2 separate regions of the Mus musculus genome follow, and region 2 is linked to region 1. Evidence: chromatin loops called from intact Hi-C (ENCODE). Cell type or tissue: gastrocnemius. All regions are shown on one strand. Each heading gives the region's core, and the rest is flanking DNA. Links, peaks and the distances in the headings are about the cores only. Region 1 holds the start of Tnfaip3 (tumor necrosis factor, alpha-induced protein 3). Region 2 has its middle 32 kb from the start of Gm33104.

Evidence for each region. Peaks named below come from ENCODE experiments on the same cell type or tissue, not always from the same donor. Only the 100,000 strongest peaks of a DNase experiment are listed, where the experiment ranks them.
Region 2: a loop joins it to region 1, with 2.3 times the contacts of the local background. A loop is called at or near these places in 2 of 42 quality-filtered maps.

The regions. Positions count from the first base shown.
Region 1 is chr10:19,006,124-19,021,507 of GRCm38, reverse strand. Tnfaip3 (tumor necrosis factor, alpha-induced protein 3) reads left to right here and starts at 6,098. Exons shown (of 9, transcript NM_009397.3): 1 at 6,098-6,355; 2 at 9,718-10,027; 3 at 13,173-13,363; 4 at 14,179-14,326; 5 at 14,475-14,645. The coding sequence starts at 9,733. In gastrocnemius, for the core only: CTCF peaks have their summits at 6,035 (motif pointing left) and 6,615; DNase peaks (open chromatin) are centred at 6,043 and 6,843; H3K4me3 peaks cover 3,077 bases; H3K27ac peaks cover 2,175 bases.
Region 2 is chr10:19,510,839-19,526,222 of GRCm38, reverse strand. No RefSeq gene overlaps it. Among named protein-coding and RNA genes, the nearest start is that of Gm33104, 32 kb to the right of the region's middle. In gastrocnemius, for the core only: a CTCF peak has its summit at 7,258 (motif pointing right); no DNase peak of the experiment used is centred there; H3K27ac peaks cover 1,205 bases.

The sequences.
Region 1 (15,384 bases), core at 3,780-8,779:
TTGTACTACTGGGAAAACCTGGTTTTAGTTGTGGTGTGATTCAGCCCTTAGCACACACCTTTAGTCCCAAACAGTGAAGGTAAAGTTAGTTTGTAGATGGAGGTAGCCATGTTTGAAAGTGATGTCTAACTGAGTGGCAGACAATGTGACAAATCAGGGAAAGATTTGACAGAATAGGATCTGCCCAACTCTCAGAAGAGAGAGGAAAGGGAAACTACGTAATAGAGCAGTGGAGGGGAGGGGGGAAGGGAGAGGGGAAAGAGGCAGTTTTACCAGGACAGTTTAATAGACACAAGTAGAAGAGAAAACAAGATAAAGACAGGTAAAGATAGAATAAGACAGAATAAGAAGGAACCAGAAGATTAGAACAAACTTCCAAAGATAGTATGAGGCCAAGCAGAGTAATTCAGAGGCCTAGAGAAGCCAGACTGAATCAGTCAGCTTGGAGAGGACTTTGAGCCAGAGCAGCTGAGTTGACCGGCCAGCCAGAGCTCAGACAGAATAACAAAGTGTAAGATTATTCAGCAGTAAGTCTCGGTGGCTGAAAACATTCTGTGCCTGGATAAGACTGTATGGAGACTAGGAGCTTCCAGGACTAGGCTTAGGCTAGCAGATAGAGGCAGTAAGCCTTGAAGATGATAATCACATCAGGCGAATAAACTACTACGGAAGAACGGAATATACATCAGACACACTGATGACTCAACAGCAGACACACGAGTGAACACTGGAGAGAGGGCGTCCTGCACTCAGTTCTAATGCAGAAAGGCAGATAACCAACAACTCTCAGGAAAATAAGAATGCATTTGGGATTGTGATAAACACTGCAAAGAAAAAAAATGTGAAAAATCCAGGAAGGAAGTGAGTTAGTTAAGGATATTTCACTGCAGAGACTTGAAAGCCAAGCCACCCAGAAAGCAGCCTATAGAGAAAACTTCTCTGTTCCATTGTTTATGGTGAAACAAGGACCAAGAGCCTTTTAAGTACTTACACAGAGGCGAATCTTAAGGAACGGATGAGGGTGCTTCCAGAAAGTACTAGCTGAGGAGGGGTGCAACCAAGCTGAGTGTGGCTGGGACTGTTCCATAGGATGGGGTGCCAGGGTGAATGAAGGGGAGAAGCCAAGCTGAGTACCAGTATTCACAGGTCTCTGCTTCCAACCTCAGATGCAATGTGATCAGCCGCCTCACGTTTCCCCTCTATGATATCCCCACGACAAACCTCATTCTGTGAGCTGGAAATAAACCATTCCTTCTAGCCTTAGGTTGCTTTGTTAGGAAATTAGCCACATCAAGGAAAAGAGTAACAAATACAGAGATACAGGCCATCCCTCTTGACTCAGGATTAGACAGCACCAAATTCTCTTCCAGTGATAGAATAGGTACCAGTCACTGAGCACAGACATCTCAATGCCTGGTTGCTTGTAATGGATCTCAGAGAAATGCATAAGGAGATATGTACTGGCACAGTTAATCCTGAAGTGATAAAAAGAGGTCCAAAGAGTCAGATCATACAAAAGCCATGTATAAAACTGTTACAGACCAAGATTGGCCCAGAAGATCCGTAAACCCCCAAAAGTCTAGGGATTACACATGGATGGTAGTCAGAATGAAGGAGAAAGAACGTCACATCATTACATATAATCTATTGTCAGAGAATAAAAGACAAACGTGTTTGTATTTAATACAGTTAGGTTCCCCTTCCATTGTTAGAAAGTTATAGTGTGACTTCCACTCAAGGAGCCTCAGGATGGAAGTACAGCGTCTCCTTATCCAGCCCTCATGCAGCAAGCCAAGGTGCTTGGGATTTCCACCACTAACTTGTAGGATGTTCTGAGGTCCCTAGACATAATTTCTTTAAAAAAATATAGCATGGTTACCTGCTGCTCTCTATTTGAAAAGAAATGAGCATAGATCAATTTTGTTGTCAGTTCTAGAAAACAAGTCCCCAAATGACCCAAAGCTTAAATCCTTTTTGATGAAGATGAAGTATAAAGAAGACGAGAGGAGCAAGAAAGCAGGACTGTGGAGAACCCAACTGGCCCTAAGGTATTGAGGGACAGATGAGGTGTGTGCAAGGGTGTTGAGGAGCAGGTGGGGAGACCAAAGCCTCATTTACATATTTACAAATAAATAATTTCTCTCAGTCACTAGTCAGCTTACTGTTTAACACCAGTACAAGCACACCAGTGAGCCACTAAGAACCCATTGCCCAACCTTTCCCAGTTGTTCATGTTTAATAGCACTCTCCACAGAAACAGAAATGAAACTAAGAGCTGAGTCTTTTTATTTGTGATACAAAATAAAATTACTCTGCCAAGTCACTCAGCCACATGTCGACAGTAAATTAAACTGGAATTCACAGAGTGGATTTTCTGAGTAGCTTGTGATTCCAGCAAGCCATTGCTTTCAGGCCACCTGGGACAAGAGGAGCTGTCCCTAGCAGGAAATGGCCTGCCTCTATTCTGCCTTGTTCCTAGGACTAGTGACTTGAAAAGCTACCTCAGGTGCCCGCCACTGGAGTGAGTCTTGGGTTTCTTTCTTCAATCCAGACAACCCCTGTAAGGAATTGAGGCCCCTGTGGACGAGGTAGCATTTCAGCAGACAGCAGCATCCATATGATGATAATATCCATGATGTCACATCTCCAATTATCATAGGAAGCTGCTCCTGTCTTCTCAGAACTAGCCCATGTAGTAGCTCTGAAAACGTATACAGTATTCCTTATTCCTTTGTTTTATTTATTTTGGAGACAGAGGCTTCTCTGTAGCCCTGGCTTTCTTTGTTCTTACAGTGGGACCCGGAGTAGTTTCAAACTCTTGTCTCAGATCTGGGTGGCTGAGATTATAGGTGTGCAGGATTCGAAGCTGCCTTGTAATAACTAAACTACCAGACTTGTATCAGGCCATTCGAATGTATGTATTAGGGAATCTATCTTTTCGCTAGAGAGCAATGCTGGGAGAGGAAAAGGGCAATTGTGGGCACAAAGTGTCCAGTTTTTCTTGGCTCTGTGTTTGCCGTGTTCTGGAATTCCACAGCCTATCAGAAGCCATCACTGATTTCTGATTAAGAAAGGTCCTTAAGTACATTTGAGCTTCGACTACATGTCTGCTTCTCGTCCTATGTTGGCCTGTTTTCCTTTATTGGGGTTTCAGCTGTAGGTGTGTTTTATGGAGTGTTTGTTGTTGTCTGTCTGTCTGTCTGTCCATTCGTGACTGGATCCCATGCAGCCCAGAAAGCCTTGAAACTGTATAGCTTCCGATGGCCTTGAACTCTTGAACCCACTCTTGTCCACCTTCCAAGTCCCAGAGTGACAGCAGTGAACTGGGGACCCACTCCCACTAAGAGATCCTTATCTCTTTCATGGCATGGATCATACAGGTTATAGGCATGATCCCACAGTTTACTTCCTAGAGACCAACACTCAGTTATAACACAAATTCTGACACAGTAAAAATGATACAGAACTCAGAAATTCTCAAAAATCATTCTGCACACCAAGAAACCCTCTCTCCTCTAATAAAGGGACTTTTTTTTTCTATTGAGTCCACTGTTTTGTCCATACATGTCCTTACCTTTTTGCAGAGCCCAGAGCATCTTGACAAGGTCTATAGTAGAAACTGGAGTCTCTTTGAAACCTTTATGGCTCCTGTTAGTTTCAATGCATTCACCAAATCTCCCCAGACTTGAGATGCGCTTACTTTCCCCTAACGGAGGCACTCTTCCACTCTCCTCTTCCCTCTTTTCCTTCTCATTCATTGCACAGACACTTCTTACTGGCCTTGCCCATGTATTTAGGAAGGGAAAGCTAAACGCACAGCCAAATCGTGCCCTAAAAGACATTGAAAACTAGGAAGTATGCTCTCTACTTACTTTCTGGGCTAGGAAGACCTGGAGGAGGCGGGGGGAGGCTGGGGCAGGTTGGGAGGCACTGGTGAGCTGCACAATTAAACTGTGGGCAATGTAAAAGCCTACAGATCGTCTTCTGCATCTGCCCAGTCACAAATCCTGGCAGGCAAGATGGCAAAGCAGTTCTGTGGGGACAGTGAGAATGACAGGTTTGAACTTGGTCTTCCTGGTTTGTTATTCTTCTTTATTGAATTCCCAGCTCAGCAAACCTAGAAGCCAAACAGGAGCCAGAATGGGCACATGGAAGCTGCTGGGTTCGTTGAGGAACTGTCTGAGATGACAGAGAGCCTGGTTCTGTTGTGGTCTGAAGATTAATATTCTCTTCGTGGTGTGTGCTTTGCTATCCTGCATCTTTTATCACCTCTGTGTGCCTGGGAGGTTTCCTGAGGGTAGAGCCTGCATCTATTGTGGCTAGTTGCTGTGTTTGTCAAAGGAATTCCTAGGCCCTCTCCTGTGAGCTTTGGAGCAAGACTGTGTAGACTGTGTAGACTGTGGGCATGCACTTAAGCTTTCTAAACTTCACATAAAACCTTATGTGAGCCTGTAATAAATATGTCAGGAATTTAAATTGCTACACTGCTTAAGTGTCCGAAGCTGAAAACATCTGTAAAGAAGAAGACAAATACTGGCAGGTTTTAAATAGAAACGGAGTAGGGAAGGACCTGTGTGGGGAGTGGGGCTGGGGTAATGGCCATTAGACCTGTCCTGGGGTAGTGGCCAGTACTCTTGCTTCAAGCCTCTCATTACAAATAGAAAATGCTGTCCTCTAGCCCAGTCACTACTGGGGAAAGAAGCACATGTCTCTAGTTCAAACGGGCAATATACAGTCTGGCAACTTGGCAAACACACTTGAAGTCCCAGTGGCACTGAGTATTTCTATCTGGTTTGCGCTATTTTCTAGGAATCCTGCCAGGGGACCCTAGAGATACACACTCACACACACACACACACACACACACACACACACACACACACACACAGAGTAAATTAATCACACTAAACACTATTTAAAATAACATCAGGTCACTCCGCAGACCTCCCGTGGTCCCTCAAACAGATCCCGGCTCCTTTCCGGGAAGAGCCTCACACCCTGCACCCTAGCCCCAGCACAACCACCCAGAGAGCTCTGCTCAGCCCCTTGATGTATCAAATGTGGCTGACCCTTGAGGTCTTATCTCTAGACTGCCTGGAGGTTTCTTTGTCACAGAGTTTCAATGTCACCTTCTCAGAGTGGCCCTTCCTGGCCAGTGAATGAAGCCACCTCAGTTTCTAGTGTGTAGCTCTGCAGAGAGTATCCCCACCCCACCCCACCTCACCCCCATACACACTCCACTTTCTCCAGAAAGGTAAAAGCATTTTCGCTTCTTTCTGCAGAGCTCAAGCCCCTGTCTAAGTGAAGCGAAGCTTTCTCCCCTCTCAAGAAAGGCAAGTCGGGGATCAATCAGGGCATTGTGGAAGGCTATCCTCCATTGGCTTCATGGGGCGAACTAATTCTCAGGCCAGCCAAACAATACTTAAGAAAACAACTGTAGAAGGATCGGGGAAAGCCAGCAATAAACTTGAAGAAATTTCTAAACTTTAAAACGCTCCTTGGAACAGGGAAATAAAGGAGAAATGGAGGGTGTGTAGGAGTGGGGGTGGGGGAGGCGAATCTAATTCTCTCTGAAATTGACCTTGCCCCCCCCCACCCCCCGTAACTCAAAAACTGCAGGACCATGGGGTCTGATCTCACTCTGCACTGCATCCAACCTGAAGCTGACACATGGCTTGGAGAACCCTGCCGCTTTTTCTGTCAATTCCCTTCGGGACCCTGCGGAGGGCTCTTTCTGAAGTGCTCATCACGTGCACAGCCCAGACTTCAAAGCCAAGCTTCAAGCCTGAGGTCCTGTGTGTCTGGGTGGTTTTTTGGGTTTTCTCTCTAATTTCCCTTCCTTTTCACAGCTGATTTTCTTCAGAAAAGAAGCTATAAAAAAGAACCTATTGCATTTCCAGTTCCCATCACCGCGATTTCCACATGGATGTGACGTGGAAGGCAGCTTCCGAAATGCCCAGGTGACTCACGCGGGGACACCCCGGGGCGGGACCTAGGAGTTTCTCCGGGCGGGGCGGGCACGGCTTAGAGCGCCCTCTGCCGGTCGGCGGCGCGCCACGCGGGTCACGTGACTGGAATTTCCATCGGAAATCCCCCTGTTGGCAAAGCATACAACTGAAAGGCAAAAAAGGGAACTGCCCAGTCTGTAGTCTTCGGAGCCGGAGGCGGAGCGGTGAGCCAGGCCGCCGAAAGACGTGCACACCCCCTCAGCCAGCGAGCCCGATCGGGTGTCCATGGGGCTCCGCCTCGGCCCGACCCCCACCACGACCCGGACCACGATCCCGGGCTGCGGCGCGCGCCAGTGACGGCCGGCCGGCCACTTGGGCTCTGCGAGGGCTCCGCGCGGCCCCAAGAGGTGAGCGATGCTCCGGCTGCGGGGTGCACGGCTAGCAGAATGCGGGGGTCCTCGGTCAGTGGGGTGCACTGCCAGCCAGATTCGGGGTGCACGGCCAGCTCAGTGTGGAGCTGCCTTGCGCTGGCTTTGCAGGGATCCTGGAGTTGGGGTATTGTTGGCCGGAGTTGAGGTCCCGGTGCCAGGTGTTTAGGTTGACAGCCCGAAGTTTCTTCAGCCGACTAGTTAGCTAGCTATTCCTTTTCGATCCTGCAGGGTGACAGGAGCTGCAGCTGGCTGATGAATAGTCAGTCACCTTTTGGGTTCCTAGGTCGTGTGGTCGTGGGTGACACCCCCCCCCCACTTGGAAATCAAGTGCAGCGTGTTCATAGGCACGTAGACCTTGCAGAACCGCGTTGGGCTTTTTTCCCATATTGTGCACAACTGGCCCAACAGGGGATGGGTTTCTCAGAGGCCACCAAATCCAACTTGGAGACTTCGGTCAGCTAACCTTTCAGTGATCTGTGGGAGGAGGGTTGCGGGGCGGGAGGTGGAGGGGAGGGGCGTGCTTTGAGATTGCCACTAGGTCTCTAGTTGCCACAGTTTAAGAAGAGTATGCATGCAGAAATGATTCTCTGGCCTGCTTGTTGGGGACTCCACTTTAGGTGGCATGTAAGACTCCCTGCTGCAGCCCCGACTCCACACTGAGATAGTGTGTTGTCAGTCCGGGTCCGTTGTCCCACATCCTGCCACCTGGCCTCTCAGGAAAGCTGAGGTATTAAGAGCTCTTTTTGGAGCATGCTTTGTTTTCTCCTGGTCTCTGATCTTTCTTTGGAAAGCTAGTCTGGTCAAGTGGGGGCACCGTTTGGAGAACTGATCACAGTTAGTTAGCCTTCTGATGTCCCAGATTATTGAGCAACTGATCCGGTCTCCATTCTTATTGTCTGAGATGCTACTTGGATCTTTTGCAGTTCTTTGTATGGATTTGTTTTGTTTTGTTTTGCTTTGCTTTGCTTTTTTTGGAGGGGTACTTCCCAACAGTTGCCCGAGGTATCTGTTGATAAATAATACATAAGTTTCCACATCGCAGACAAAAAAAAAAATCTGTTCAGAGTGGAAAAATAAAACTGGGGGAAAGACTTTGATGAGTAAGTTCTATAGAATCTTATTGATCCTGTGACAAAAATTGGGAAATTTATCTGTAAGGCAGTGAGGTAACAAATATATTTTTAAAAGTTAAGGGTAATGTTGTAAATTTTTTTTACCCATAAAACATTACAATAATATGTCAGGAAAATTTATTCTCTAAATGTGGGGAAATCCAAGAACTGGAAACTTGGGCAGAGGTTTAAGCTCTGTTTTAAACAGGTAGTGCTAGTGAGAGTGCTATGAATGGGGTAATAGTAGGCTACCAGACATTGACATTTGCATGTTTTATATATGGTTTAGAGCCCCCACCACATTTAGATCTATGCTAAAAGTTCTTTAGGTCCAGGAGCGTGAAATAGCATAGTCATGAAAATAGAACAAGGTGCAACTCACTGATCTAAAACTTCTCCTTGTGTGTTTCTGAGAACAGCAAGTGCTGTGCCTCAGGGTTGCTATCAGGAAACTAACAGAGGATTGAGATAGGAAATAGGAAGGTTTGGCTTTCAGGAAAAGCTACGTCCTATGTTTGCTGGACCTGAGATGGGTCTTACCTTCATTGCCTTAGCTGCATTGTGTCATTCATATCAAGGCTGGGAGTGAGGGCATACATTCTTCGCTATAGCATCAAGCACAAGGGTGGGCCTTAAATAGGTGGTCTGGCATTGCTGGTTGCATGAATTCATTTATTTATGGATGGATGGATGGATGGATGGATGGATGGAGTAGTGACATTGTGAGAGAGACCACTGCTACATGACCAAGGAAATTCATGTGTGGTAGTTTTGTCTCATTCTATGTTCCTTCCTAATTCTAGTTGCAAGGAAAAAACTGTCATCAGACACAGAGAATAACTCCCCAGTCTCAGCATTCCAATGAAAATTCCCAATAGCAGCTTCTCCCTTTCAAGCAGGGAACAAGAGAATTTATACTACTGTGTCAGGCTTAAGAGAACCCAGGCCCACTGAAGAGTGACTTCTCTAATCTCTAGATTTCTTCTCCCTCTTGCATAGTAGTAACACCATTTTTACCTGGTGAGTTCGCCTTGGAGGATAGCAAGGTGCCCGACTGGTATTAAGTTTTACTGAAAACCTTCCTAGGTGCTCTAAATCATTGCTGTCTTCTAGGAAATTAGGATGTATAGCCAAGTGCTCTGTGAAGGGTCCATGGAACAGCGAAGCAGAACTGTCTCAGCATTGACCCACAGGGAAAGATGTCCATATGCATCATCAGTCCACATTCTTGCATAACTGGCTTGGGTGGCCATATGGCCACTCTTTGTCCTGAGTGGTACCCCACTCAAATGCTTCCTATTTGCTTCCTAATTTCATGTCTTCCACCTTTGATTGTGTTTGTTCTTTTAGGGTAAAGGAAGTGGGAGGGGTGTCTCTGAGCATTGGGACCTGGAAGGACAGCAATAAGTGTTGGTCTACTTGAGTTGAAATCACAAGGCTCTCTGATGTCTGTTTTTTTTTTTTTTTTTTCCTGAGAGGTGTGATATACCTTATTATCAGTCTGTTCATTTGTCTCATGTTATGAAGTTCAGTGGCAAGGTTCTGAAATACAGCTGACATTTATTTGTTTTTAAAATTGCAAAGCACCTAAGCTTTGTTTTATTGTTGGTTATAAAACAATTTGGTGTTGACTCTTTACAAATATCCTAAACTCTCTGAACCAAGTATTTATACATTTCTTTGGGGCCAATAAGAAAGAGGAAATACCAAGCAGCAGCTAGATGCCACATGGGATTTCCAAAAACTATTTGCTGCCTTGTAGCATCAAGAAGGGGATGTTCGAATGACCTGGATCTAGATGTGAGTCAAAAGCGAGGATTGAATGGTGGTGGTCTTCAGTGACAGTCTAGACTCGGGACTCTGCTGAGTGACATCAGAGAGATGTGAGGTTGGCTTTGTGGAGCAGTACCTGTCGCTGAGAGAGAGACAAACTTGGATCACTGACAAACATTACTGAAAACGTGGGTTATTCCCCTCCTCCTCAGTACCACGCTCCGCCTTCCTTCTCTTGTTTAGACTAATCTTTAAAAGTGATGTAACTTAGAACAGTCCAGTGTGAGTTAATCTTCAGGGCCAGCTAGTATCCTGGGAGTAGAGGTGACTAAGATCTTTTACCTACAGATTAGAGTAATGACAAGATCAAATACTGGGGTTTCCTGCCAGCAGGTATATGGGAGCAGTGTTAAAGGCAGCCTAACGGAATGGGCTTTACCCCTTCCTCTTCAGGCCTTGTCGAGGACCATGGCTGAACAACTTCTTCCTCAGGCTTTGTATTTGAGCAATATGCGGAAAGCTGTGAAGATACGAGAGAGAACCCCAGAAGACATTTTCAAACCTACCAATGGGATCATCTATCACTTTAAAACCATGCACCGATACACGCTGGAGATGTTCAGAACATGCCAGTTTTGCCCACAGTTCCGAGAGATCATCCACAAAGCACTTATTGACAGAAGTGTCCAGGCTTCCCTGGAAAGCCAGAAGAAGCTCAACTGGTGTCGTGAAGTCAGGAAGCTCGTGGCTCTGAAAACCAATGGTAAGGCTTGCTCTTTTCCTCCAGTACCCTCGTATTAACCAGAGAGATTGCTCTTGGTGATGCTTTTTAAATGGCATTAGACAGGTGCCTATGGAAACTCTCTTAAGGAATGAATGACAACTGTAAATGTGTCTGATGAGTCTGCTGTTGTATTGAGGCAGTATTTCATTGTGTAGTCCAGGCTGGTTTTGAACTTGTAATCTTTCTGCTCCCATCATTGGGTGCTGGGTCAGCAGATAAGAACTTCTGCAGCCAGCTGTCGGATATTTGATTTTAAGTTGTTTTCTAAGTACGTTTGTGTTAGGGTACAGAGCGCATGAAGGCTTGTAGGATGCATTTCTAAACCCTATGCCCCAGTTGGGGGATTAATCTTCCTAATGCCTACATTGGTTGAATCATCTATAACTTGCCCTTCACTGGCCAGAATGGAAAGGATTTAAAAGGTTTTAAGTTCAGAAGGAAAGTAGAGCATTGAAAATCAGAATCACAGTTGTTTGCCACTGTCATTAGGAAAATGCTCTTCCTGTGTTGATGGAATTTTCTAGATTAAAAACAAGTGATGTTAAGGACAGGAGATGCTTTTGTTTCTGCCTTCCTTACCTAGGTTCTGTTGCCTCAGCAAATGAGACACAGCTTTTCTGCACTGTTCTTGGCAAATCAAATCAAGTGAAGTAGAGAAGCAGATGATTATGTTGTCATTAAGAGGTACCTACAGCTGTTGTCTCAAACGGCCAGATTCTGCCTTTTTTTACATAAAGAACTTTTCCACTGATGACTATTTTCTATTTCAACTTTTTAAAGCCATGTCCTTTGAGTAAGAATATTGGCAGAAACATTCAATGGTATCGTTTCATGCAGTTACAGAATTCTGCCTTCACGATGTTGACATTTATTATTATAAGAAAGGAGAGCACGTGCGATCATGGAATACTTACCGTGTATGTACGAGCACAGTGACATTTTCTTGTATCAGTGACTGCATTCTGTGGAGCAAAAACATACATCCAAGAGTAGAAAATTCTGTTGGCAGTGATGGTGCTGGGAACGTTAGCTTAATAACTTAATTGGTACATTAACTTCGGCTGTTCTTGACTTGAGTAACTTAGTGATGGGTGGATGTGGGGTTTTGTTTGTTTTGATTCCGGGGACTCTTATATATCGCGCTACACCTCCCCTATATTTATGAAGCTTAGACTCTTAGAGTAGAGAAAAAGCTGGAGACAGTGATTCTCTGCATTGTTCTTGGCATTAAGTCAAGTGATGCCTAGAAGTAGATAATCATATTAACTTGTCATCAAGGGGCTTATAGACTTGACAGTTTGTGGTTTTTACCACGTCCCATTTTGTTACAAAAGGAGAGATGGAGCTGAGAGAATTAGAAATGGGGTAGAGAGAAGAAAAGCCTTATTTTATTTGCCACTCATAGAATTAGCAGACATTATATAGTATTTCCTTAACAGAGGAAATATCTAATTTCCTGTAGAAAGAAAATGCCATGTAAATGCTAAACACTTCCTTGGCCTTTGAATCAGCAAGGATTCACACTACAAAACCAAAGGTATTTTGGTAACTTGTTGGGCCAAGGAATTCTAATTTCTTTGAAGAAAAGTTATGAAAAAGAAAGCAAGTATTTTTTAAGGGGGGGGGGGTGGGGGGAAACAAGTGGCTTTCTTCCCATTTGATTATTATTAGCATCTTTTCTTTCCTTTTAAAAACCCCTCCCCTCCAGGAGGCTTTCTTCAAAGGCCGGCCTGTTTGGGGAGGGGGGGAGGGGGTAGGGGGGTTCACACGTCTGCATTTGAGGATCTGAGACTGTGGTAGATGAGGAAGGGAGTAGGTGGCATAAAATTGAAACTTCATGAAAATTCCAGCGTCTATTGGCCGCGGCAATTTCACTTGTATAGTGAGTAGCCCGTTCCAGCTCAGCCTGACCACACCCACTTGGAAAGTCCAGGGTGCAGTTCACAGTTTAAATGTCTACACACCAGAACAAAACGTACAACAACTGTTGCTCAATTGCTAGTCAAATATCTTCGCACTGGGGAATTCCACATGTTACTTAGGGAATTTTATACTGGTGCATCTCAATAAAGAACTGAAAGTAAGCCCAAGAAGAAGAAGAGAAAAAAAAAATAGCCTTATCTTTGCTCTAGATTTTGCAAAGGGGAAATTTCAACAGAATGTAGCCCTTGCCACACATCGGCCTAGACACTAGGCTCTAGTGATCTTTTCTGTTCAGTAGTTTGGGAAACTGTTTGAAGCATGCACGATGAAGGAGCAGTGACCCTGAATATGGATTTGACAGGTTGTTTACTATATTTAGAATATGATGGAATTTCAAATAGCTTTATTGCCTTACTGACTGAATAGTATTAAATACACACACACACACTTTAAACTTTTTAAAAATTAAAATTATGTAATACTTTCCAAACAAGAATGAAGAGCGGACTAGTTTTATACTAAATGGTTTCCCCAAATGTTTACTCTTTGGGGCATGAAAAGGAATGCAGTCTGGGACTGGATGTAGCTCACTGGTAGAGAGCCCTGGCCTGAGATTCCTCAGAATGCACTGGAGGCTGGGGCAGGGCCTGCATTATTTGGTACTGTCATTCCTACTTTATAAGCTAGGAGAGGAAAATCCCAGGTCCCCACAGCTAAAGTGGAATGGGCATGTCACGTACCACTGAGTCATAGTCAGACCAGCCCTATCAAGTAGGCCGAGCCACAGTGGTTTCCTGGTGTATATAATGCCTTGGACGGCAAAGCTTCCGTAGAACTAGAGAATAGTGGTATCAAGGCCTTAGCCAGCAAACCAAAGATTACCAGGAAGAAAGGACTGTAGTGTTCATAAGCTGGTGCCCTCATCCCACAAGTACACAAGAAAAGACTTTCAGGGATGTTCCCATATCATACAGACCAGTTAGGTGCAGAGCCATGCTACAGTGGAGGCTGGTTGGCACCTCCCACTGCTGGCACCAGGCACTACATAGAAGAATGAAAAGCTTCCTTATAGAATGTTATCAGCTGGTTAAAAATCAACTTTACAGTCCCCAGCAATGGTCTTAGTGTCTCCTGATAACCTTGGAAGGGCATTTGCTTTGGGCTGCTTAACCTTGCTCCTCACAGCTCCTTCTGTCCTCAGGTGATGGAAACTGCCTCATGCATGCAGCTTGTCAGTACATGTGGGGTGTTCAGGATACTGACCTGGTCCTGAGGAAGGCCCTCTGCAGCACCCTTAAGGAGACAGACACTCGGAACTTTAAATTCCGCTGGCAGCTGGAATCTCTGAAATCTCAGGAATTTGTGGAAACAGGACTTTGCTACGACACTCGGGTATGTTTTGCTTTTGTGTGGCAGCCCTATCTGTGGTGGACAAAGGCTACTCTCGGCCAGTCCCTGTTCCCTGAGGAACATATGACTTACTAAGTCATATGAGTCGACTTAAGCATTGCCCACTCAGTGGAAAACACCAAGAACCTTCTGTGGGTTTAACCCGGGCTTTAACCACTCTCTGAGCTAAATCTGGACAGCTGATTCCTAGGTAGGCGATTCTATGTCTTCCAACCTCCTCTTGAGAACTTCCCAGAGTTTCCTGGCTTAGCTGAGCCAACCAGTACTGGGGAGAATGTACCTCGTAATCTTCAGCCACAAGCTGGGAATGGTTCTGAACCAATGGAAGCAGAGCTTCAGGGTCGTGGATGTTCTGTTTGTTTTTGAGCTAGGGTATCATGTAGCTCAGGCTGGCTTTGAACTTGTTATGTAGCAGAAAATGATCTTTCTGCCTCTACCACCACAGTGCTGGGATTGCAGGCATGCATCGCCATGTGATTTTAGGTGGGGGAATCAAACCCAAGACCATGCTTGTTAGGCAAGCATTCTTCCAACTGAGCAACTCTTCCAACTGAGCTAGCCTCAGCACCCCCAGTGGGGGATTGTTATGAAAGCAAATGCTGTCTGTATCTCCCTCCCATCAGTTTTGAGCTTGCCCAGCAGTTGAGAAAAGTAAAGGAACCAAACCAAAATTGGGGCCGAGGATGAACATTCTTTTGATGAAGAAGCGTGAATGGAGTTTCTACAGCAGACAGATGCCGAGTGAGCGGCCTCTGAGTGAGTTGTTAATCCATCCCTCCTATGTTCTCTCCCCTTAGAACTGGAATGACGAATGGGACAACTTGGTCAAAATGGCATCAGCAGACACACCTGCAGCCCGAAGTGGACTTCAGTACAATTCCCTGGAAGAAATCCACATATTTGTCCTCAGCAACATCCTCAGAAGACCCATCATTGTCATTTCAGGTGAGGTGCCTCAGAGAGTTTCTAGGTTCCCTGGGTGAGTTTCAGCTCTGAGGAGAAACTGAGCCCCCCTGCAGCTGTCAGCCTACAGTGGAGGGAGCATCACAAAAGTCACCTGGGGTCTTATCTTGTTGTCTCTTTCCATCAACAGACAAAATGCTAAGAAGTTTGGAATCTGGTTCCAATTTTGCTCCTTTGAAAGTGGGTGGGATTTATCTGCCTCTTCACTGGCCTGCCCAGGAGTGTTACAGATATCCCATCGTCCTAGGCTATGACAGCCAGCACTTTGTACCCCTGGTGACCCTGAAGGACAGTGGACCTGGTAAGAAAACATCAGTTCCTATTCATGATCCTGATGGATCTTGGAGTTCCAGGCCTTGCTTTTTGTTCCCAGTTGACATTGTTTTGTTTAAGTTCATTATCTTGTCATCAGTCACGGAGGATTAAATATCCCTTCTGTGAGGTGCTTAGAATCAATATCATTTTAGGCTTCAGAGTCTTGACCATATCAGCATCCCTAATCAGAAATCTACATGCTCCCAAGTCAAGTCAGATTCGAGGGTTTGAGATTTTCAGATTAGAGTCAAACATGTTTGGCCCAGTACTGCAATAGCAGTGAACATGCTATCTGTCCCCTTATCTTCTTTGGTGTGACTTAGGAAGTGCATGCAGCATAGTAAACATAGGTTGGACAGTCATGTGTGCATACTTCCACCCCTATTACTACGTGACCCAATTAAGGTGCACAGAGCCTCAGTATCATGTTTGGCACAGAGCAGGTAGATGTTTAGCTATTATTGTAATACCTTAGTGTATAGTGAGCCCTGTGCTAGGGCGCTAGGCAGCATTGTTTCATTCCACTCTCATGGTGTCCTTCTGAGATGTTGACAGGAGTTGTCTTATTTTATTGATGAGGCCATGGAAACTCAGAAGGGTTAAATGACATGCCTAGCTTGACATTGACAAAATCAAGATTCTAACTCAGGTCACGCTGGGAGGCGTGAGAATTTAACCAGTTCAAATCTACTGTCTCTTTGCTGTGGTTACAAAATCAGCTTAGG
Region 2 (15,384 bases), core at 4,421-9,420, 500 kb before region 1:
TGCAGCAGTGGTTTAGAGCTCTGGTGTACACAATATTGTTAAACTGGGTTGAGTCTGGTCTAAAGCTATCTCTTTACTTGGGTGATAAAAATCACCTGTGCCTATGAACTATGCACCTTTGATATGTAAACATATTATAACAACCTGAGAACAAACCCTTATAGCCAAAGAAACTGAGTACCAGGCATGCCAGCCATACCTCAGCCAGCTAGAGCCTGCTAATTGATCAGACAAAAATGTCAGCAATAGCCAATCAGGGTTTGTTTCTCTGTGCCACTTCTTTTTCTTGGGGGGCGGGGTGGGATTGATTATTGAATGAAGAACCCAGCATTTGGTAATTCTTCCTCTCCATACCTTTTCTTTGCCTAAATCACCTTTGTTAATGGTCTTAATTTTTCTAACAGTATTTTCAAAACAGAAGTATTAGCAAAACCAAAAGGAGGCCTTAGGGTTTAGGTGACCCAAGTAAGAGAACTTTTGCATTCAAGTCAAACAGCATGTTTTCCAGCAGGTGCTAGGCAGGAGACTTATGCATCATTTATCCAGAACTGAGCACTAGTAAAACTCTAAGTAATTTTTACTACTTTTTCACATAATGTAGCTGGACACTGTTTATTGGTGTAGGTTTTTCTGTTTTTTTTTGTTTTGTTTTGTTTTTTTTGTTGGTGGTGTTTTGGTTTTTTTTCCCCTAGGGATTGAACCTAGGCTCTTGTTTATGCTGGGCAAACATTGTGTCACTGAACTAAAGCCAAAAAAATTGAACTAACTAACTAAGTAAAAAACACCATAAAACCACGTAAAAGTTCTACATGTGTACCTCCTGAGAAGCCCTCAGAGTGATAAGGATTGAAGAGTCCAAGAAGATAGGGCTTAGAGGAAGACAAACAATTGCTTTTGGAAATAGAAATGAATGTATAATAAAAGGGTTGGCATATTCATACATGCTACAACATGACAAAACTTACATTAAATGACAGCAGTTATTCAGAAAAGACAATGCATTAGTCAATGTTGTTTATATGAAGTATCTGTAATAGGCAGATTTATAAAGGTCAAAAATAGATTTGGGTGTAGGTCACAAGGGAGGAACATAGTGAGCAGTGCTAATGGGTGTGGGAAAGTGGTAATAAAATGTTCCAAAGTGACAGTGTGGAACTGATTCCACGAGTGTGTGACTATGTTTTAAAACATTGGATGGCATACTTTAAACGATATGATTTACAGAATGGGACCTATCTCAATGAGCGTTTTTTCCATAAAGAACAAGTTTAATTCATAGAAATGTAATTACTTCTCTTTAGAGATGTCTCTAAATGGAAGTTTCTAGGCTTGATGATTTTCTAGATTTCTAGATTTCTAGTTCAAACGGTGACAAACTGCTCCTTTACTGAACATTTCCTGGACAAGCTTCGGGCAGGAACCCTTGCATGAGTGACAGGCCCCAGTCCGCCCTCGGTAGGCCCCCAGCCCTTAACACAATCTAAACATACTGACCTTGGTTTTTCGTTTTTGTTTTTGTTTTCTTTTTTTTTTTTTTTTTCAGGGAACAGTGTCTGCTTTATTATGTATAAACAACCACTTACATAGTGCAAGCCTATCAACTGACTGATTAGTGCATTACCTCAGCTTGGACGGTGGGCATTCAGACCTCCAGGGTCCCTAGGCCTAAGAAGCATATCAAAGCAGACGTGGGGAGTGCAGACTTGTCTGCAGGCCAGCGATCAGCTGCTCTACTTCAGAATCCAGTGTTCTGACTGCAGCAGCACGCTGAGCCTTGCTTCTTATTTAGAAGGCCAGTGTGCCACCATGTAAGCTGGCCACCAGGTAATGCCTGCATTTTCTCCTGCATGGGCTGACTGAAGTAAGTGTGTCACTGAAGGTAGGATCTGCTCGAAACATTTCTAGTTCTCCCTCCCCCTCCCCCTCTCTCCTCCCCTATCCTCCTCCCCCTCTCCCCCCACCTCCCATCTCTGCTTTGTGCTTTACAATCTTGAGTTCTCAAGTTGATGTTCCTATCGTACCATGCTGTCTACAATGATGATGCCATTGTCCCTCTGAAACCGTAAATGCTCATAAACTCTATATTTTTGGGCCTTCGTGCTTGTGCATATGGATACCTGTTCTTGTTAACTGAGGTATGTCCACACAGGATACAGTTTTTAATTCTTCAAAACTCACCCTGAGAAAGGCTCTGGGCTACACTGGGATCCCAAACACCCAGTGTAGTCACAGGCAGGAAAAAAAAGGGGGGGGGCTTTCTATTGACTTAAATCTGAATCTGAATGCTCCTCTCTGGATGGCACTCCATAATACATAAGAAAGAGGCTTGGAAATCTTACTGACAAGAACAGTTGTCTACCTTTATCCACAAAAAATAAATCCCAATGCTCCCCACCATGAATGTCTAAAATTCCATCCATTCTTTCATCCCCCATACGTACACAATACACATAGGCACATGGGTTGGCAAGAACAAGATGGAGTGAACCCTCATCATGCCTAATTTTAATAGTATGTGCTTTAAGACATGAATTATCTCTGGATTTTCCTGTTTAATATTTTCTTTTTGGACCACAGGTAGGATGAGACTACAGAAAGTCAGGTCTGGATAGATAGGGTTGCCATATGTCTTAGCAAGTATTCTATTGCTGTGTAGAGACGCCGTGACCATGGCAACTCTTATAAAGGAAAGAAAGCATTTAACTGGGGACTTGCTTACAGTTTCAGAAGTCTGGTATATTATCAGCATTGCAGGAAGCATGGTGACACATTGGTAGACATGGTCCTGGAGGAGCTGAGAGTTCTACAACCAGATCAGCAGGCAGCAGGCAGGAGAAAGACACTGGGCTTGGCTTGAGCGTTTGAAATCCCAAAGCCCACACCAGTGACACAGTTCCTCCAAGGAGGCCTCATCTGCTCCAACAAAGCCTCATCTCCTAATCCATTGGAATCCACACCCTAATGATTAAGCATTCAAGTATATGAGCCTGTGGGGGCCATTCCTGTTCAAACCACCACACCATAATATCATCTGCTCCATAAAACCAGCAAATGAATGTATTATTTCAGAAAATCTTCCCAATCTTAATAAAGATGTTAAGTGTGGGGATTTGGGGTATTGAAAGCCTTGTGGGGAACCAGCAAGTCTGCGGGATGCAGTAGTACAGTGTGTGAATATGATCGTGTGTTAGTTTCTCTTCTCATAGATGTAACAAAGTGGCTCCCAAAAGCCACTTAGAGAAGGAAGGCTTTATTGGGAACACAGTCCATCAGTGTGGAGAGAAGGAAGCCTTTATTGGGAACACAGTCCATCAGTGTGGAGAGTCACTAACAGGATCTTCCCATGCCACTTGTGTCTGTGGTCAGCAAGTAGAGAAGAATGTTGGTGCCATCTTTACATCCTAGCTCACAGGATGGTGTTGCCCGCAGTTGCATGCACTTTCTTCAGGTTGGACATCCTCCCAGGCCTGGTTAACAGATGTGTCACCTGGCGATTCCAAATCCAGTCACATCCACAATGACGATTAGCCACCACAGTCAGGTCTCAATGGCAAATGTTAGGAGCCGACAGAGTGTTGAAAGTCAGTCAGCGCTGGGAGAGCTGAGGTCCTCTGGAGAGAGGCACATTTAAGATTTTATATCAAGTGCTGTGTAGAGAGTTTGGAGGGAAGCAAGGAGGAGAGAAGTACTGTATCAGGGCTCAGCTGTCTTGGGAGATCCTGAGAGAGAAAAAGACACAAATTACAGATATGTCTGGCAAACCACACAAGAGCAATGTGTTCTGTCTGTCACACTGTGGTTTTGTTTCTTTGAGGAAGAACTGGCTTCCCAGGCTAAGCATTAAATGCCTTTGACTTGGCATAATTTCCTCCTTTAGAAGTCTCACTCAGAGGAAGCTGGGCACAGGCAACAAGCAGGGAGCCCTCGGCTTTGACTTTTTCTTTTTTGTCCTCTTAACTCGGCACTTTCCTTTGGGACAGTGTTTCTGGTTTGGTTTTGGTTTCTAACTACATTTACCTCTTTCTCTCTCTCTCTCTGTGCTCATGTCTCTCTCTTCTCTCTGTCTTTCTCTGTGTCTGTGTCTGTCTCTCTTCTTTCTGTGTCTGTCTCTGTCTCTGTCTGTGTCACTCTGTCTTGGTCTCTGTCTCTCTGTCTCTGTCTCTGTGTGTGTGTGTGTGTGTGTGTGTAAAATCTACAAGAGTTGATTGATTCTCTCCTTCCACCATATGTGTTCCAGAGACTGAACTTAAATCGTCAGACTTCACAGCAAGCGCCTCTACACACTGAGCCATGTTAGCTGTCCTGTGGTTTCCTTTAAAATTCACGCAAAAGTTTATAGTTCTTGTAAAATGCTTTTAGTTTAGACACACACAGACGGAGATTCAGTGTAATAAACCTGGTGCCTTCACTCTGGTGTTGATGATTGGCATGGTGCCTACTCTCTACATTTCCTCCTCCTCCTCCTCTTCTTCCTCCTCCTCCTCTTCTTCCTCCTTCCTCCTCTTTCTATTTTTTCTCCTGCATATTTAAAAGCAAATTCCATGCACACTGCTCTTCCACACTTTGTGTTTAGTGCATCTCTGAGAAGGGATTCTAACCATTTACTGTTATCACACATAAGTGGCAACAGTTCACCCCTATCCTTTAGTACCTAGCTCATATTTGAAGTTTCTGGAATGTTTAATAAATGTCCTTCTTAAAGGTGGGTTTTCTCCAATTCAGATGTCCATACAACAGCCACATGCTCTCTTGCTATTTTTCCTTCCAGTTGATTAAAAACAAATCCTGGATTTGATTGCTGCTTCATGGTGTCAGCACTGTTTAACAGCCACCTACTTCTGCCCTGAACATAAGTTGGAAAGATTTTATGTTCTGTTTGTTCCAGTTCTTGAATTGGTGGCTGGTCCTGGTAGCATCCTGAATCATTCGTGGAAAATAGCAGTTCTTGGATTCATGGAAGCTTTTCTTTTAATATCCCGGCTCTCTCACACTTCCAGCTGATGATGTCAGTGGTGTTGATTGTTGTCTGGCTGTTTACCTAACTGAGAAAAATGTTGGCTTTTCTATCGCATGGCTGTTTTCTGACTCTGTCATTCCTTAGGCTTGGAAACTGGCTTTGCAGAATAACTAATAATTTGGAATGACCGTTCCTTTATCAAGCAGGGCTACTTGGTTCTATTCAAGAAAAACAGGTTTAATACCGAACATTTTCATACCAGTCAGTACAAGGAGCTGTGACTCTCGCTTCCTCTAATGGTGAAGAATAAAATAGTTTTCTTTCTCCACTTTACAAAGTAGGTCTATGAGCATAGAGGTGACGCTATGTATTTATTTTTAGTTATGTATATGTGTGCATTTCTGGGAATGCACCCCATATGTATTAAGGTGCTCAGGGGGGTCTAAGGAGAGCAGCAAATCTCTCCGAGAGGTGGAGTGACAGCGGTTGCGAGCTGCCAGATGTGGTGCTGGGAATTGAACGTGGGTCCCCTGGAAAGCAGGAAGTGCTATTAACCGCTGAGCCATCTCTCCAGCCCCAGCGTATGGGTTTTATATACCCAATATATTATAGTTTGTTGCACCCATCCCTTCCCCAAGTTCCACTGTCAAGTCATGTGGTCACCGAGCCTGCTTCCAGTGGGTTTCTGTATTCTGTAGGTATTTTCCTTGACTTCTGGAAAAAGAGGTCATGGTTGTATGACTTGCCTTTGGTCTGAAACCAGCTATCGCTGTAGGGAAACAGTTCTTTATACAGGAAATTATTTTTGAAGACATGATTTAGGCACTACACATGTTGCTGCTATTATATTGTTACCTTTTTTTTTTAAGTTGTGCAGTTGGCATAGGTGAAAAAATACATATCCTTAAATATAAGCATTTTTCAGAGACCACAGCAATATTTAAATTTTTATGTGTATGTATGTTTTGTTCCTATGTATGTCTGTGTGCTGCACACAGGTAGTATTTATAGAGACCAAATGAGGGCACTGGATCCCTGGGAACTCTGGTTATAGACAATTGTAAGCTTCCCTGTGGATGCTGGGAATAGAACCTGGGACCTCTGGAAGAGCAGCCAGTGCTCTTAACCACTGAGGTACCTCTCCAGCTCCTATAGTAATACCTTTAAATGAAATTACATTACAGGGTTTTTACTAACCTGATTGTTTTTCTTGTTCTTTCTTTACCTGAAAAAAACAGTATTTACAACTGGCAGTAAAACCAGTATTACAACATACAATAATTTGCTTTATTTCATTATATACACAAACTAGTTCAAGCAGACTTGTAAATAAGACATCTGGTATATGTTCAAATATGGTTGTGGCCTAATTTGTCCTTATACCTACCAGGAACTTACAGTAATCATAATTTGAAGGTATCTGGTATAATTCATTTTTTTTTACATGATCTTGTTACTCATTTGGTCATTGATTTATGTCAGTTGATTATTTTGGTAGATTTCTTAGAATTTTCTAAAATGTATAAAATTTATGACTCTAAAATCTTTCACAGTAATCTCCTCCTAGAAATCTTGCCTCAAACATTACTGTTTCTACATGTTTTTTATTTAACTCCTTTTGTGTTTCACTTGGAAAATATAAAACACTTACATGCACACACACACACACACACACACACACTAAATAAATGTGATAAAAGATGCACTTTATAATATGTCACAGTGTTAACACTTTTGTTCCCACCCTCAGTGAACTTTCTCCATACTCAGCACACACTCTGACACTGAGACATACCCGCAACCTCATAACACCAACTTTCATATAAACAAAGAGGGAAATACAAAGTGCTCAATAACTGTGTATAGCCTATACAGTCCATGATTGCATATGACTTTCGTCCATTATATTGGATTTCTGTTTACTGTAAGCTATGAGGGGATATTTTGGTGTCATATATTTTCACAGTTTTGATGGCTTCCAGAGCTGCATGAGCAGTGACAAGTGGCTTAGTGGGTGAAGGCTCTTCCTTTCAAGCTTGGAACTCACATGTAGGAGAGAGCCTGTTCCCAAAGTTGTCCTTCTGACCTCCCTACACACACACACACACACACACACACACACACACACACACAGACACACACAGACACACACACACTTGCACGCGCACGTGCACACGTGCACACACATACCAAATACAATTTTTAAAATTCCTACATTCCTTTATCATCGTTTAGATTGTTTTGGGTTTGACACTTTTCTAAAAGAAAAACCTAATTCTTGCAATACTACTCGAATCCACTAGATGGCAATGCAGCATAGCAACTTGCTTTGTGGCCTTTAAGCCTCTGAACTCTTTTGATAGCCAAAAGAACATTTTTAAAATCCTTTTTTAAAAACCTAAATATAATCTCTTTTTAAAAGTTTAACAAATCTGTTCTATGCAAAAGAATATGGGAATAGGCCTATTGGAGAAATAGTTTGTATAGAAATCATCTTGCCATTTTAAATTTTAAAATTCTTTTCTTCTAAAACCAACACTTGTATTTCAAATTAATTTCATTTCAGATGAACGAGTAGTTAGAAAATTTTTGGAAATAAATCATTTGGTCACTAACACTTTAAACTTTGATCCATACCTGGGAAATGGGAACAAAACCAGCGATTTAGTCAGAATGTTGCCAAAATACTATTGCATTTATAATTAAAAATATGTAGCATTAAGTTACTAACTTAGTCAGCTGATTCTAGACAGATTTTTTTTTTAATTTCATTATGAGGAACTAAAAATTATTTTACAAATAAAATTGAGGATTATTTCTCATCCCTGAAAGAGTGGTAATATAAATAAACTGTATGTTAAGTCAGAACGTTTAGCTAATTGCTTTTCATCAACCATTCAACTGTATAAAGGGAGACATGGCGTTACAAGATAGTTTTGGTTTTTGATTCCAACTTTTGCTTGCATATGTAAATAAGATGCTTAACCTGTTTAGATTTCACGAAAAGAAGCCAAGGCAAGCAGCTTAGCTTTTCCTCACAGGGCTGGTAAAGAACTAGAAAGGACACCATGGGAGAAACCACCCCGGCCACACTTCAGTGATGACAACCTTACACGACGAAAGGCAAGATAAATAAAACTGCTGCCCATACTTCAAGTCAAAGATGTCGGATTTGCTGTGAGTTCATGCTGTAATTTAAGGTGAAAACTGCAGATAAGAAGGTCTTCGATGTGAAATGATGTATTTCCAGCTAAGGTCAAGACAGGGAAGCGTGTCTGCTTCAGCAAATCTTATCTGGATTGTATAACCCTTTCTCTGAAAGAAAACTCTTTTAAAGAGTTTCTCGGGCTGGTGAGATGGCTCAGTGGGTAAGAGCACCCGACTGCTCTTCCGAAGGTCCAGAGTTCAAATCCCAGCAACCACATGGTGGCTCACAACCATCCGTAACGAGATCTGACTCCCTCTTCTGGAGTGTCTGAAGACAGCTACAGTGTACTTACATATAATCAATAAATAAATCTTAAAGAAAAAAAAAGAGTTTCTGGATGAACCGAATGGCCCGCTCTGCTATTCTGCTCATTCCGGATGGTATACTGCTCTCTATCGTTAGGATGTAGACTGCTTTAACCTAGCAACCATGTGATGATGCAAAGGCATCTTTTTGGGGTAGATAAAGGAATAGTTAACCCTCCTGAGCGTTTTGAACTTTTTTTTTTCCAATTTGTTTGGATAGTGTTTCCATGAAGTCGCCCCAAGATGCCATGGTCTAGGCCTTTCCTTATCTGCATGTGGTCTCTAGGTCATTTTATACCTAGTTTATCTTTGACTCATTTTAAAAGACAAAAGATGTGATGTTGACAACTTCTAGCCTGGATACAGCAGGATACACTTGCTGGGGCCGTTTCCTTCCGCAGTGAATTCCTCTTTGCAATTGTTTGCAAGGCTCTTCAGGACAGAAGGGGCATTCTGGGTAAACAAGGAGACAGCACTGATGCTGGGCATGGCCTGGCACTGGGAGCCCCTGCAGGGCAGGGCCATGACACTGGGCCCCTCCATAGAGAAACCACTTGAAGGGCTGAAGGGGACTAAAAGCTGAACTGCCATAAAGCCTAGGTGTAGCACCAGGTCTAGGAACAGTGAGCATTTCTGTGTCTATTTATGGTCTACTTTTACTGCTGGTTGGAGTTATCACAAGATGAAAACGTGAATGAGAGAGACAGAGAGACAGAGAGACAGAGAGACAGAGAGAGACAGAGACAGAGAGACAGAGAGACAGAGACAGAGGCAGAGACTGTGGACATGAAAGCATCCTGTGTTAAGCTTTGTGGACAAAGCCAGAAAAGTAACAGCCATGTGGGTGGCACCTTCAGCTTTCAAATGACTTTATAACAGAAAACAAAGGTGGATGCTATTTAAACTAGATTCGATGTAACTGTGTATTGCAGTGACACATGTATGTGGGACAGTGACATGCCTGTGTCCCCATCTGTCCTCTATCTATCTCTGTTGCTTTCATTCGTATTTCAATAATGTCAGATTTGTCATATCTTCAAAAACTAAAGGAGTTTTGTAATGATGAAGAGAATACATTTTTGTGGTAAAATATCTGGAAAATATATAAAAGAGGATGAAAATCACTATGTAATTGAAATCTACCAATGCATTCATTTACATATTTTAATTATTATACAAGCATAAGTTTTAGCCCTAGGTCTCACTTAACATCATGACACAGTTCCAGGTTATTAAAGGTGCTGTAGACACATCTTGATATGATTGTATAATATTTAATTACACAAAAAAGCTTAAAGTAGTTAATTGTATACTACTCATTGGCATACTGCTTACGGCTAATGTTTTACCATAACAAATGGCACAGCAACTGTACAGGCATCCATGAGCCTATGGTGAATTATTTCTTTAGAAGCAGAATTAGGGGCTGGAAAGATGTCTCAGCAGTTAGGAAATCAGACTTCTCTTGTAGAGGACCTGAATTCAGTTTCCAGCACCCATGTCGGGAAGTGCACAACTGCCTGTAACTCCAGCCCCATAGGATCTGACACCCTCTACTGTCCTCCAGGGGTACTGCACTCACGTGAACAAATTCACGTACAAGACACATATACATACTTACAAAAATTTGTAAAAGCAGAATTATTATTCAATGACTAGGAATATTTTTCAAAAATTGTCAATATGTTTTCCTAAAACCAATTTAAACTTAGCTCCTTACAAGTAATAGATGCATGCTGTTTAGTGAGATTGAGAAGGCACACAGAGAGTGTATGTTGTCAACTATATAGATTACAGAGCAAAGTACTGAGACCCTGTTGCATTTAATCTGCTAGTAAGTATGGTAACTTTTGATTGACTTTGCTGTAAGCAGCCCTTCCCTAGAAGAGTTGTTCATATCCTTCGTTAGTATGTGATTCTGAGAGCATTTATATTTAAAAATGCTGCTTCTTGCTAATGTTTGGTCCATCTGTTACTTGTCGTCCTGCTTGCAGTTTTCTGCTTGGCTTTCTTTTTCTTTTTTTTTTTTTTTGATTGTTAATACCATGTGTGCTGGTTCACACATATTTTATTATTATTATTATTATTATTATTATTATTATTATTATTATTATTATTTCGAGACAGGGTTTCTCTGTATAGCCCTGGCTGTCCTGGAACTCACTTTGTAGACCAGGCTGACCTCGAACTCAGAAATCCGCCTGCCTCTGCCTCTGCCTCCCAAGTGCTGGGATTAAAGGCGAGTGCCACCACCGCCCGGCTTCTGCTTGGCTTTCTAATAGACATAAAACTTCATTTTGTTACATGATTTTTTCTTTTATAATCCCTCAATCGCCTTTATTTAAAAGAATCTCTTCATACCTTCATACAAAATTTTTACTTAGCATCTTAGAATTTCAGTATTGTTAATTGAATTCTTTAATAAGTTTACAGTATGGAATATTTTGAAGGTTTACATTGTTTTAATATTTACAATACATTAGGAATATTTCAAATTCTTTTCATCTATCAATCTATTTCAATTCTGATATCAATATCATGCAAATGGTATTTTAACACTCTTAATCACCCTATTCTTCTTGGTTTTACTCAACTATTCCTGGACCATCCTTATTCACTCCATCGACAGGTAAGATCCCATCGTGAGTAAGATGTACCACAGGTGAGATGTCATCACAGGTAAGATGTCATCACAGGTGAGATGTCATCACAGGTCAGAAGCCATCACAGGTGAGATGCCATCACAGGTGAGATGTCATCACAGGTAAAAAGCCATCACAGGTGAGATGCCATCACAGGTAAGATGTCATCACAGGTAAGATGTCATCACAGGTAAGATGTCATCACAGGTGAGATTCTCACAGGTAAGATGTCATCACAGGTGAGATGCCATCACAGGTGAGATGCCATCACAGGTGAGATGCCATCACAGGTGAGATGATGTCATCACAGGTGAGATGTCATCACAGGTGAGATGCCATCACAGGTGAGATGCCATCACAGGTGAGATGATGTCATCACAGGTGAGATGCCATCACAGGTAAGATGTCATCACAGGTGAGATGCCATCACAGGTGAGATGCCATCACAGGTGAGATGATGTCATCACAGGTGAGATGTCATCACAGGTGAGATGTTATCACAGGTGAGATGCCATCACAGGTGAGATGCCATCACAGGTGAGATGATGTCATCACAGGTGAGATGCCATCACAGGTGAGATGTTATCACAGGTGAGATGATGTCATCACAGGTGAGATGTCATCACAGGTGAGATTCTCACAGGTGAGATGTCATCACAGGTGAAATGCCATCACAGGTGAGATGCCATCACAGGTGAGATGTCATCACCATGTTATTTTTATTTGGTTTTCATTACTATGTGAGTTAATTCAGGATGACCTATAAATAGTCTGTAGATTTCTCCCCAAGAATAAGAAATGTTTCTAACTTTCTACTACTTTGTTTTTTTTATTTCTCTGGAGAAGTACAGATTTTGTAAGAAGAGCTCATTTTTGGTTTATAGTTTTTAGGTATTGTATGTCATACCCCAAGCTCCTGGTTTATGCAGGGTTTTCTTTTTATTCATTTAGTTGCTTGGTTGTAAAGTTTGTCACTTATTTTGTCATGTGGATTGGTAATCACATTCTATATAAATAAATAACAATAGTTGCATATATAGACTGTTAAAGACTTTTGAAGGCAGGCTTTTATAATATATAGTCAAAATAAAACTTAAACTTTTTCTAAAAATAATAAATAAAATTTTTCTTTATGAATGTGTATTTTAGCATTTAATTTTATTTTTATAAATAAAATTTCATTTTATTTTATAAGTTTTTTAATAGTTTTATTTTTATAAAAAACTTAGCTTGAATATCATTAAAATAAAAAGGAAATCTGCAATTTTTTTTAGTAATGTGCAGTTGGATGTATTTTTGTTGTCAATATGAGTAAAATGTGGTACCTAGCAGAACACATTGAAATTACTCACAAGGTATGTTTTATTCTTATGGAACAATGACCACGGAGGATAAAGCATGACTGTCATCAATCATATTTCTGTTAGAGAGCTAATTTTTTAGTTAATTTTCTTCATAAAAAGTCTTTGGTAACACAGCCTACATCTTTTACTTGGGGGAAACATTTAGTGTCAACATAAACTTGACCTTACCTCATGTGTAGGCAGACATTCTGAGCTAAAATAATCCAAGAAAAAACCCTACATGGCATCAAGTAGATCACCTCTGGTTTTCCGAACAGTTATGTTTATTTTAGCAGCATTTTTGCAAAACTTACACTGATAAATTTGCAAATAAAAGCACACTTCATGTTGACCGCACAGTGAATGTGGCTTTAAAACATAGTTTGGTAGTTTATTAGAGACACTTAAGTCTTTTATGAATCATATTTTCATACTGGTAATGATTTGAAGAATTATATAAAATGATAAACTATCAAGTGCTATATTTAGTATTTCCTAATGACTGATTCCTAGAGTTTATGGAGAATAGATTGCTAAAGAGTTAAAAATTGTGGTTGCACACAGATTTAGACAGAGTAATAAACAAATCTCAAGGAACATTTGCGGAAAGTAATTTTATATGATTCCTGGACCAACTATGTGAGAAAGAATCTGTAACAAAAAGGTAAAAGGGAGAAGAAAAAAAAGAATTTTCCTGGTTTGCTTAACCTACAATATACCACATGGCTGAATACATAAGTGTAACTTCAGAATTAAGATTTCTGCTTCAGCAACTTGGGAAAATTGAGATTTCTTAGTTTGTTTCAACAAACAAAACAAACAACAACAACAAATAACATGTGCTTTAATAACCTATCATATTTTTGCAAATGTTGCTAAAGTGTATTGGTGTTTACTTGTGAGACATTTCAGTCTTTTGACCATTTTCTGATTACTGAAATCACTGGTTGTACTGGCTAGTTTTGTGTCAACTTGACACAGCTGGAGTTATCACAGAGAAAGGAGCTTCAGTTGAGGAAATGCCTCCATGAGATCCAACTGTAAGGCATTTTCTCAATTAGTGATCAAGGGGGAAAGGCCCCTTGTGGGTGGGACCATCTCTGGGCTGGTAGTCTTGGTTCTATAAGAGAGCAGGCTGAGCAAGCCAGGGGAAGCAAGCCAGTAAAGAACATCCCTCCATGGTCTCTGCATCAGCTTCTGCTTCCTGACCTGTTTGAGTTCCAGTCATGACTTCTTTCAGTGATGAACAGCAGTGTAGAAATGTAAGCTGAATAAACCCTTTCCTCCCCCAACTTGCTTCTTTGTCATGATGTTTGTGCAGGAATAGAAACCCTGACTAAGACACTGGTAATTCATAATTTTTAAAAATAAAGTCACTATCTGGCTAAACTCTAACATCTTCTAAATAAAATAAAGCAAAGCTGTGAGCTTTGGTGCAGGAAGACACAGAGCCAAATTAATTTGAGTCCCATCTACAGACACTTCCTAAATCCATAGATGTGAGAGATAAAAATTGTGTTAGTGTTATAATTCACACCAGATAGTTTCAGCAATTACTAGTGGATGTAGTAGTTAATTTCAGCTACTTTATTATTTTATATACAATATGGCACATGTACCAATAGTAACATATTGTGAGATATAGTAGGTTAAATACATTTATAAATATAAATATATAGAAAAAGGGAAATAGTTTAATTATGCAAGTCACTGTTGTATGTGGGATGAGGGAACTGCATACAAATCTCTAATTACATTCAGATTCAGTATTTTCACAGATTTAAGAGCATCTCTATGTTTTAGATGCCCTTAATTTAAAAGAGATTTAAATTACTAAGAAAATTCCTCACCGCTAGTTACACTCAAAGGAAGTTTTGTATACTTCATTTAAATGAATCTTACCAAATTTGCTTGTTTGTCTTGGTATGTGTGTGTGTCTTGGTATTTAGAATCAGCTCTTGTCCTAAAGGGTCATAGAAATTCTGTGAACCTGACCTGCCAACTGATTTACAGCAATATAAACCCATAATAAACCGAATTTATAAAGCATCAAGCACAGGGCAGTGCTGGATAAAGTTCAGTCCTTCTAGAGATGGAGCTCGCAGCCTGAGAGACTTTGAGCCAGTCTCTCGGTTTGTGTGGGTCTCTCTGCCCGTGTGTGTTCATGACTCCATGGTATTGGTGCCTTTCTTTCTGGGAACAAGATCCAATTAAACTTATTTTGTCTTTTATTGGGAATTAAAAAAAAAAAATCACCAATTTAGAAGCACAGCTTTCCCCCAAGAGTCACACTTACTCTCTGAAGAGAGGTGACGGACTTTACAGTTGAGAGGAAGCCTGGCACAGCCAGCTAGCCCACCTCTTCGTCTAAGGAGCTCGGAGCTCTGGAATTGCCCCTGGAATTATCCAGGTGCCTGGGGAGAATCCTTTGGAGAGGCAGAGAGCTGAGAATCACCTTGTTAGACTAGCTCAGAGCTCATTTTTCTGCTTCTTGCCCTCCGTGAACAAGGATTGATTGACGAGTCAGTCTTTGTGGGAGAATTTGAGGTCGGTCCCGTCATGCTTGAAGCACCTCCATTACAACTTTCCTATCACTTGATAAAGACGTGTTTGAGCTTGTTAGATCTAGTAAACTAATTTTTCTACTACGAGCTTTCCAAATTTAACAGCCTGTGAGCAGAAGGCAGAATGGGTCCTCATAAAAAAACAGAATTTTAACCAAGTTAACCCTTTCCCTCTCCTCACACCCCTAAAGTCTGCTGTGTGACAGGTACTGCACACTACAGCCCTGAGAAATGCACAATTGCCTGAAGCCCGGTGGAACTTTTGTACCAATGACATTTTCCTGGAAAGACATCGGGTTTTGGGAATTATTCTTCTTGTTGTTTTCTCTCTTAATATTTTTTTTCTATTAATTTAGAGGATGCCT